Regions from separate parts of the Homo sapiens genome. Here region 1 is linked to region 2. The links are chromatin contacts, found by Hi-C in ENCODE. All regions are on one chromosome and are shown on one strand. Each heading gives the region's core, a stretch centred on a gene start or an enhancer-like site at or near the end of the contact. The rest is flanking DNA. Distances are from core to core; before and after follow the strand shown. Region 1 holds the start of PCNT (pericentrin). Region 2 holds the start of PCBP3 (poly(rC) binding protein 3).

Region 1 (5,373 bases), core at 503-3,002, 680 kb before region 2:
TAAGCCAGGTCAATCTCACATCTTCCTTTATGGAATCAGATGTTCTATTTTTCATGACACAGCTCACCAAAGCACCAGGGACATCCACAGAGCATCGCCCATCAGAAGGCACAGCCTAGCTCTGCTCAGTCCTCAAATCCGAGAGTTTGAGACTATGTGCGAGCCTCATCTCCCGCTAACGTCTTACTCAAGAGGTATGCGATCGATCCCACATCAGCCTTTCACGGGGAGACATCTGTTCCCTCAAAAGACAACTGTGGCCACAAAAACAAACGCATGGAACACACATTTGTGTAAATGATAACACAAGTACACAAGCTCATGGACCCAGAAAAATTACACAAGGCCATTTACACAAGAAAATGGTCTCTCAAGGAAATATTTCCTTCAAAGTCAACCTCATGTCGTTTATTTTCATGTCCTCCTCCACCACACCTATCCATGTCGGGATATAGCACAGACCTGGTCTGCGGCCTGCGTCGCCCTACAGGCGGCGTCTTGTCCCTCCCTCCCCCCTCCACCCTCCTGGGAGCTCTGCTCCTGTTCGCAGCTCCCTGCAGGCTCCGGGCTCCCCTTCCCCTCCTGCCCGCCTCAGCCCTTCCCCGGCCTAGCCCCGCGTCCCCTGTCCGCCGTGCCCGGGAGCCCCGCTCTTCCCCAGCACCCCAGCCAGAACATCCTGGGGGGGAGCGGCGCGCACCTCGCAGAGGCCGGCCTGCTCCCGCGGTTCCGCCTCGCGCTTTCGGGACTCCCTTTCTCCTGCCCCCGAGTCATGGGCTCTGCGCGCTTTATTCCCACGAAACCTAGGACAGTGGCCATCAAACCGAGCGCTTTTTCACGGAGAAACCCGGGGCGGGAGAAAGACGGGAGCGCGTCCCTTGAAGGCGCCCGGCGCCAGCGCCGCGTGGGTTCCCGGCAGCGTACGCCAGGCCCGGACGGGCAGGACGCGAGCCCAAGGGCGCGGGAAGAAGACGGCGGCCGGGAGCGCCGCGGGGGCCTTTCACACAGTAAGGACTGCAACGCCGCGAGAAACGCGCGGGGAAAGCATCTCCGACGGACGAGGCGAAGGCGCACCCTGGGGAGGCGCTGCAGGCCACCCGCGCCACGCCCCCGGCCCCGGCCGCGCAGGAAACTGGCCCTAGACCAAGCAGCCACCCGAATACCGGCCGCCCGCCCCAGGCCACCCGGTCCCGGAGGACGCGGGAGCCACTGGAAGATCCAGCCTGGGGTCCAGCGCCTGCCGCGCCCCACCCCCTCCGTGCAGCCACGCCACGCCCCTGTAGCCCCGCCCTGCAGCCACACCCCGCCCCGGCGTGCACCGCGCCCAGCCCGCGCCCCACCCCCCCCGACGCAGGCGCAGCCCCGCCCCGGCCCGCCCGAGAGGCGCCGCGCGTCCCGGCCGCTGATTGGCTGTGGCCGCGGCGGGGGCGGGACCTGGCGGAGAGCGGCGGATTCAAGATGGCGGCGGCCAGGAGGCGGCTTCCAGCGGAGCCGGCGGGAAAAAGCGAGACCTCCGCGGCGGCTTCCGCCGGACCGCGTCCTCTCCTGGCAGGGGGCGGTGGCGGGCACCGGAGCCGCCCTTAGGACTTCACGCCAGAGCAGCTAGAGAAGAAGCCCCTAATGTTTACCTTCGTCCTCCCGGCCTCCACCTTTCTGCGCCGCTGCTCTTGCTCAACTTCCATCTCCCTCAGACTCCGCGCGGGCCGCCCGGCGGTGACGGGGCTGACACAGAGCAGCCTTCGCTCTATTTACACTCCCTCCCCCGCGCTTGGGCTCGCCCTCCCCCCGCGACAACTGTCACGCAGCCGCGGCCCCGCCCCCGACACGCGCCGCCAATCAGGGGGCTGCGTTTCCGGTCTCGCGCACGCGCGCTCTGGGCGGTGCAGCCTGGGCGGAGCCCCGCCCTTTACGCTCGCCGGCCACAGATTGGTGCGCTCACGTACCCGCCTCCTACGGCAGGACCAGTAAGCGGAAAGCGGAGGCCTGGCGCCCGCTGTGATTGGCCGATTTTAAAATCCCCTGCCAGGCTGGCCGAGCGGCAAAAAGTTCGCGCTGCTGGTCCCGCGCGGGCGGCCCCTGGGCTTTGTGTCCACCAGGACAGCGGGCCGGGCTCCCTGCAGGCGCGGGCGGCGCCGAACGGTGCTCAGCAACCACCCGGACAGGGCCAGGCCGTTTTCTCCCGCTCAGGCATTAGTCGTTGGCTGTGGGCCGCCGCGGGAAGTTGAGGCCTACCACGGAGGAGGCTGCTGAGGTGGATCTCAGGGGATCCGCAAGGGCTCCCTCACCCTTGCCGGGACCCTGGGAACCCGAAACAAAATCCTACGCCACCAGCCCGCCGAATGCGCCCCCTCGGCCGGGGGTCCTGGGTCTTCAGAGAAGAACTCGGCCGAATGCGGTCAGAAAGCCCGCGAACCGCCTGGACCTGCAGGCCCCGCCGCTTGGAGCTCCCGCCTTTCCCGACCGAGCCCGTGTCTGCTCGTGTGTCTCACTGATGTCTTAGGTCTCAAAAAAAAAAGAAAAGAAAAGGTTTTTAGTAGACAGAAGAGAAATGGGGCCGTGGGTTCGTGGTCCCAGGGGGAAACTGACGTCGCATGAGGTCGTCGTCCCTCAGCTTGAGCTCAGCGGAACATAAGCTTGCAGAGGTGGAAACCACGGAAGGTTTGGGTGTCTTGGAGCTCTCTGGACACCGAAGCCCGGACACAGTCCCGGGGTCCGCACCGCCTGTGACCTGTGGCGGGACCGCCGGGGTGGGCGTTTTCTCAGCTGGCGCGCGCGTAGGTGGAACTTGGGAAACTAACTGGAGCGAAGTGGCAAAAAACCAAGACAGGGCCGGTGACCTCGCGCAGGCCGTCCTTAACTGTGGAGTATTCCTTCAGCTAACCCCTTTATTTCATGTGTCCAAGTCTGGTTTCTGGGTTTCTTTGTAGTCCTCCGGGCCTGTTCGTGCGCCTTCACTTGCAAAAGGTTCGTCGTGGAGGGCCGTGTGCTTGTTTGCAGCAGTAACGATGCCCTTCCCGAGCGTGCTGGAGTGGCTCCTCGCTGACGCAAGCTCACCTTGCAGCCTCCTCAGCAACTGCAACTTAAACGCGCCCTCAGGAAGCCCTGGAATCTCGCTCAGAATTTTTTTTCTTTTTTTGAGACAGTCTCGCTGCGACGCCCAGGCTATAGCGCAATGGCGCGATCTCGGCTCCCTGCAACCTCCCTCAGGAAGCCGTGGAAGCTCGACCGCCAGAAACTTCCTTCTCCTGACTCAGGCCACAGTCTTCTGTGTGGTGAGCGGGGTGTCCAGCGGTCTCCTGGTTCCCAGACTCGGAATTGGGTGGTTTGAGCAAACTCTGGGCAGTGGGCTCATTAGAGCAGGGGCCAGGCAGGCAACACAGCCAAGCGAGCAGGGGCTGCACCCACAGGATCACACTTTCCAGGAACAGAGACCCAGACCGCGCCTGAATCTCACAACTGTTACGTGTTACAATACATTTACAACTGTGGGACTGAGGGGATGTGCCCAGGTTTGCCTAGACTGTGTTCCTCAGAACCCCAGAGTCGTTTCTGTGGACATCCTAGAGAGGTTCTGCTAATGTTGGACTTGGGTCTTATTTCAGTTCTTTTTTCTTTTCTTTTTTATAGGCAGGGTCTCAGTCTGTCACACAGGCTAGAGTGCAGTGGTGAGACCACCGCTCATTGCAGCCTCAACTTCCCCGGGCTCAGGTGATTCTCCATGTCAGCCTCCTGAGCAGCTGGAATTACAGGCACACCACCATGCCCAGCTAATTTTTGTATTTTTAGTAGACACAGGGTCTCACTGTGTTGCCCAGGCTGGTCTTGAACTCCTGGGCTCAAGTGATCCACCTGCCTTGGCCTCTCAAAGTGCTGGAGTTACAGGCATGAGCAACCTCGCCCAGCCTCAATTCATTTTAAACTATTAAAAAGCTGTCAAGGCCAGGCAACCACTGCACTCCAACCTGGGTGACAGACTGAGACCCTAACTCAAAAAAAAAAAAAAAAAAAAGCTGCCCAGATAAATTTTGTAGATACTCACCCTCAAGGAGGGAAACGTAACTCCCCTCTCCTTAAGTGTAGACCACACATAGCCACTTCCTCCCAAAGAGTGCAATAAAGAAAAGGAGGGAAAGAGCCACTTTATTGTGGAGAAAACTGGCAGACTCCACCTCAGCCAAGTGACGCAGGTCAGCCTCACAGTTATAGTCGAGGTGACAGTGTGTGTCCCTGATGTGATGGGGTGACAGTGGCACTTCACCCCTAGATGCTTCCTTTCTGTAACCTGCAGTCCCAGTCTAACCAGGAGATAATAGACACATTTTAATTGAGGGACATTCTTCAAAATATCTGCCCAGTACTCTTCGAAACTGTCAAGGTCATCAAAAACGAGGAAAGTCTGAGAAGGAGCCTAAAGACACATAACTCAATGTAATGGGGTGTTCTGATGGATACCACATTAGGGACATGAGGCAAACCTAAGGAAACTGTCAAAGTGTGGACTTCAGTTACTTGTGTCTCAATATTGGTTCATTAATCATAACAAATGGGCCAGGTGCACTGGCTTTCACTCAAAAATTAGCTGGGCATGATGGCACGTACCTGTAGTCCCAGCTACTCGAGAGGCTGAGGCAGAAGAATCGCTTGAAACTGGGAAGCAGAGGTTGCAGTGAGCCAAGATTGCACCATTGCACTCTAGCCTGGGCGTCGCAGCGAGACTCTGTCTCAAAAAAAATATATATATATATAACATATGTAGCACACTAAGGTAAGATGTTAATAAGAGGGGAAGCCACACATGTGGTATGTGGGATCTCCATGTACTATCTTCTCAATTACTCTAAATCTAAAACTGTTCTTAAAAACCCTATTTAAAAAAAAAGTCTGACAAATCCATGCCCTCTGGAGCATGTTATGTATACTACTAGAGATCCCGAGGAGGCAATTCTTAGTGCTTCCCATTCACTTGGCAGTCACAGCTGTGGGCACACAGGCTCAAGTCTCTCCTTAAGTCAGTCAGTATTACAAACCATACATAATAGTATACTTGACCACTGCATAAATGTTATAAACATTCCACATCAAGAGAAAGAGGAGAGGAAAAAAAGTTAACCAGTTCAACGAAAAGGAGAATCTGGCAAGGAAGCATCTCTGATGTGGGCAGAGCCTGCAGCAGCAGATGTGGAGGGCTTCTCACAAGTGACAGCAAGACTGTCTGTAAAACGGCCACTTTGACCTGGTGGTGTTCTGCTCTTTTCATGGCCATAGAGTACTCTGGTAAGGACTGATAGTAAGAGTGTCTTGTTTATGTCTTTATCTGGGTGGGTGCAGTATCTACTGATGAGGAAACATCTGGTCCCTGTTGGCCTGATACCCTTT
Region 2 (4,856 bases), core at 1,230-3,729:
TCTGAAATTAATTTTAAAGTACACTGGAAAGGAAGTTTGAGCTCCCCCTGCCCCAAAACACACACACACACACACACACACACACACACACACACAGAGAGAGAGAGAGAGAGAGAGAGAAAGAGAGAGAGAGAGAGAGAGAGAGAGAGAAACAGGTGACACGGATTCAGCACCATGGACAGCGGGCCCATGACGCCTTGCCTCTGAGTCACTGCCACCAGGGATGAGAGCTGAGACATCAGAGCTGCCCCAAAATCTACAGCATTTATTCTAATGTTTAAGTTGGGGCAATTCCAATACATGAGCAAGTATTTTCCTTGGTTATGGCCCAAAGCACTGCCTTCTTCACTGAGAGGATACACAACTTACATCTACTAAAATCTGTTTCAGTGTTCACCTTTACAATAAAGCCATGAGACTTTTGTAAAAATAGAAATGATTCTGCCATTGACACAGGAACTGAAATAATCAAAACTGATACACAGAATCCAAATCTGAATAGCTAGATTGGTTCAAGAAGCTCGTGAGGCTTTTTCAAATTTATAAATGCAGCATGCTGTCAGCCTCCTCAGAACAATAGGGTAAAGAATAGCTTCTTCAAAACAGCTAGCAAAATACAACTATATGTTGAACTTTTTCGCATAAATAGCTAAAAACGTAACCACAAAGCTGTGTGGGTTTTCCCCCACCATGAGCATTATAAAGATATCTGGGAAAGTGATGTTTTGAGGTCCAAAAGCACCACTAATCAGCAGCACCTGGGGCAACGCCAGCCAAAAAGCCCTGAATTCTAGACAGAGTCCATTTTTTTCAGTTATAAAGACCCCATTTATCATCAAAACTTTTTCAAAACCTTATAATATTATCAACTAAGAAAATACGTGAAGCTACGTAAGTTCTAAACCATTCGTAATGAACTTGCACTGTATAAACAACAGCATCTACATACAAGCAAAAAAAAAAAATACTGCTCGAAAGTGAGACATCAGTTAGTCGGTCACTGCACTTGTTAGTTTTAAGGCCCCATGTTTTCTGACAGATCTCCAAGCCTGAAAACACCAGAACTATTTCTGCTTCTGTCGTGTGATGATCAATTAGGTCCTTTCAGATCTTGCAAATGATCCCTTTAGAGTGCCACTGTTCTACAAACACTCCTTTTGGGGCCAAAATAGGTATCTCTGACACGCTTTAAGATGATGAATTATTCTTGAATATGAGGAGGACTGGGAGTTAGTTCTCTTAAATAGGGAAGCACCCTTGCACACTCCTTTGGGATCCACATCTGAGAAAGTCCAAAGAAAAGAAAAAGGGCAACAGTTTGCCCCTGAAAGTGAGTTCAATTTCAGAGGGATATGTGAGGGCCTGTGCCAGAGGAATATTTTTGAAATGGGGGGAGTCTATAAGTTGCCCAGTCTAATCTCTAAAGGCCTCTCCGCAAGGCCCTGCTGCTCAAGATTCCTTCTGGCGAATCCCACTCTACAAACACTCAACAACTAAGAGTGCTACTGGCTCACATGGAGGGCTAACAAGACCTGCAAATCCAGGCTGCTCTGAAGGACGGTGGAAGATAACCAACCCCGAGCCACGAGATTTAGGACCCGACTTTTGGTTAACTTTCAAATTTCTTATGCCAGTAATATACTTCAGAGTGGCGCGGAGGGAATTGGAAAACATCACCAGGCAAAAAAAAGAAAAAAACTCTTTCACGAAACAAGACTTCCAATTAGAACACGTGTGGGGACAATAAGAAACACGTTCTAACCACCCCCAAAATTAAAATAAAACACAGCGAGCAACAAGAGAGACCTGCGCGCGCCCCACCGCCCGCGCGCGGCTCTCCGCAGGGTCACCGAGGGGTGAGGCCGCGCTCTCCCGGCGGCCGTCCAGGGGGAGGAGGCCCCGCGCCCCGCCCCGCCGCCCTCCAGCCGCCGCGGCCGCTCCGGGGTGTTCCCCAGATCTCTTCTCAATCAAGAGATGAAATTTGTGCCGTTTTGAAACTGAAGCCTCAAGTAGTCCAGACGTTTTCTGACCCACATCCGAGACGTTCTCGGCTTCCCGCCGCAACTTCCGAATTTGGGGAGGGGGCGGAGGCGGGCGGGCCAGGCCTGGCGACCGCACCTTGAGGGAGCGCGAGTCCCCTCGCTGCCCCGGGCCGCCGCAGGCGCCGGCGGCGGTCGGGGACGGCGCGACCCAGCCCGGGACCCCCGCCCGCCCCGGCTCGGGCGAAGTTTGCCGCGGCCCGGGGTCGCCCCGTCACTCGGCCTCCGTCGGGGACTGGGTCCCCGTAACCCGCAAGGGCGCCCGACCCCGACCCCGCCCGCCACCGCTCACTCACCTGCCCTGCGCCGGACGGCGAGCCCGCGGGCCGGCGGGGAGAGGCCGGGAGGCCCGGGCGGGGTCGGGGCGAGGCGGGTGAGGAGGCGGCGGCGGAGCCTAAGTCAGCCGAAGCGGCGGCGACCGCGGCTGAGGCGGCTGAGGCGGCGGTCGCGGCTTCAGGCGCTCCAGCCCGAGCGCTGCGCGCGGCGCGGGCCCGCCCCTCTGCGCCGCTAACCAATCTAGCGCCGCGCGCCGCCGCCGGCCCCGCCCCCGCCCAAGGGCAGGCTCGCGAAAGCGGGCGCCGCGGGCCAATGAAAGGGCGGAACATCAACCGGCGCGGCCAATCCGAGCCCGGAAAGTTCTCTGGAAAAAGCCAACTCCAGTCAAAGGGGCGGGGGTGGGGCTGGGGGCGGGGCGGGGACCTGGCCCAATGACGCGCGGGGCGGGGCCGAGCATTGGGCGGGGAGGAGGCGGGGCCTCGAACGGGCGGGCCGGTCACTAGTAGTGGGCGGGGTCGTAGGCGGGACATTGAGCGGGCGGGGCAAGAATCGGGGCGGGGGCCTAATGAAGTGAAGCGGGGAGGGGACGGGCAGTGGGAGGGGCAGGTCACATTTGGGGTGGGGTGGGGGCGGGGCAGGGGCGGGGCTGAGTACGGGAGGCCAGGCCGGGGAGAGGCCTAAGTCGGGGCGGGCGGGAGAAGGGCAAGAGCAGTGGGCGGGGCTCGGGGGTTAGGGGATTAGTGCCCTTGCTGGGGCGGGGCCCAGGCTTGGGGCGGGCCTGTGGTGGGCAGGGCCGTGGATGGGCGGGGCGAGCCTTCGTGGGCGGGCCAGGCCTGTGGTGGGCGGGGCGGGCCGTTGGTGAGCGAGACCTTGGTGGACGGGGCGGATCCGCGGTGGGCGGGGATTTGGCGGGCGGGCGGGTGGGCCCGACGGGACGGGAATGGCCGTTGAATTCCCAGCCGTGCCGCAACCCCGAAGGTCCCCCTGCAGCGCCCGCTTCCCGTTCTCTGTGGGCCTGGCCCCGGCCCGGAGGCTGGGGCCGCAGCGCCCGGCGGGCAGGGGCCCCGAGCGGCTCGTGAGCCTGTGCCCAGACGCTGCCCGCCCCGCGCTGGTCCCGCCGCCCTGTCCCCTCCGCCCGCCCGGCGTTCGCGTGCCGTGGCCTGGGGCGGGGCGTTGCTGGGCCCCGGGGGCTGCAGGGGGAGGCCGCCCTTTCTCTGGGCTGGCTCCGGGCTGTTCCGCTCCGCGCCGTTTTCCCGGTACTTCCCGCGGAGCCCGCCTCGCTGTGCGTCCCCGCCCGGGCGTTTCTTCCGCGGCGCTGAGCGCCCGCCCCGGCCTCGGGCAAGGGCAGCCGGACGCCCCGAGGACCAGGGCGCTGGGGCCGAGGCGCGTCCTCCGCAGTCGCCGCGCCTGGGCCCCGTTTCCCCGCGGGTCCTCGCCGGGGTGGGAGGCGCCTCTTGGCGTCCGTGGGGAGCTGGGTGTGGGGGGCGGCAGGGCAGGAGGTGGGGGGGCTGAGCCGGAGAAACGTCCTCGCCCCGCCCGAGACCTCAGACACCCCAGAACCTCGGGCCGGCAGCCAGCTGCAGGAATCGCGCCCTAAAGCCTGGGGTCCGCGCCCGCCCGCCTCCCGCGAGCGCCAGGGGCTGCCGGGTCACCGGGATGCAGCCTCGAGGCGACGTCACAGACCCCACGCGGCCCCCCGAGCACCCCCGGAGCCGGCGCGGGGACAGGGGTTCGGGATGGACGGAACCCACGCAGGGAACGTTCCGGGCCGTCTACGCCAGGCTCAGGGCGGCCGTCAGCTGGGGTTGGAGGTGGGTCAGGAAGAGATGTGTCCTTTTGTCTCCAAATGTCGCTTGTGTCATTAAAAGACAACCTTAAAATAGAAGAAAAAAAAAAAAAAAAAGCCTGGGCTGGCGTGAGGAGGGGCCGTCCGCGAGCTACGGAGGCTGAGTCGGCGGGGAAGGGAATGTGGAGTGGGGCGGGGGGGGCGCTTGGCGAACCCGTGCTTTGGACGCGCTTGGCGGTTTCGGGGAGAATGAGAATGGAGGGGAGGGAGGCCAAGGCCTGCAGCCTGGTGGGAATGCTGGGAAGGACGCTGTGGACAGGACCTTACTGGAAATGAACCAGAAGGGAAGGTGGGCCGGGCGCGGTGGCTCGCCCCTTAATCCCAACGCTTTGGGAGGCCGAGGCAGAAGGATCGCTTGAGCCCAGGCGTTGGAGACCCGCATGGGAAACATCGTGAGACTCTGTTTTTAGAAAAGGAGGAGGAGAAGGGATACTGGGCGGCCTCTGCCACACCTGGACTCTGCGGGCAGGGGGCCAGAGGGACCCAGGGCTGCTGTGCTGGAGCTGGAGCTGGCGCGAGGGTCTGGGCAGAGCACTGTCAGCGCCCCCAGATTACAGGCTGCCAGCCTCCCCCGGTCCTCTGCGGGAGCCTGCGGCCTCAGCTGCCTGCCCCGCCGGCTGAAAGACACAGTTAGTCATTAGGAAAGTAATGATAGTGTTTTCAGGGCAGCGTGTTAGACCCTAAAGACTTTCTAT

The links. A loop is a pair of places that touch in the nucleus more often than their neighbours do. Pooled maps may share reads with other maps.
Region 1: a map of CD4-positive, alpha-beta T cell shows a loop between it and region 2 (8-fold over the local background). The contact joins the promoter of PCNT here to the promoter of PCBP3 in region 2. A Hi-C loop is called at or near these places in 3 of 168 maps with a recorded cell type or tissue (CD4-positive, alpha-beta T cell, heart left ventricle and naive thymus-derived CD4-positive, alpha-beta T cell), 5 of 37 single-sample maps with no recorded cell type and 13 of 50 pooled maps.

The regions. Positions count from the first base shown.
Region 1 is chr21:46,320,535-46,325,907 of GRCh38, reverse strand. It overlaps PCNT (pericentrin), which reads right to left and starts at 1,752. Exons shown (of 47, transcript NM_006031.6): 1 at 1,626-1,752. The coding sequence starts at 1,679. It overlaps C21orf58 (chromosome 21 open reading frame 58), which reads left to right and starts at 2,038. Exons shown (of 8, transcript NM_058180.5): 1 at 2,038-3,269. The coding sequence starts at 3,170. RefSeq lists silencers at 960-1,419, 1,690-2,019, 4,501-4,763 and an enhancer at 2,370-2,509.
Region 2 is chr21:45,641,348-45,646,203 of GRCh38, reverse strand. PCBP3 (poly(rC) binding protein 3) reads right to left here and starts at 2,479. Exons shown (of 18, transcript NM_001384156.1): 1 at 2,336-2,479. RefSeq lists silencers at 1,825-1,964, 2,285-3,274.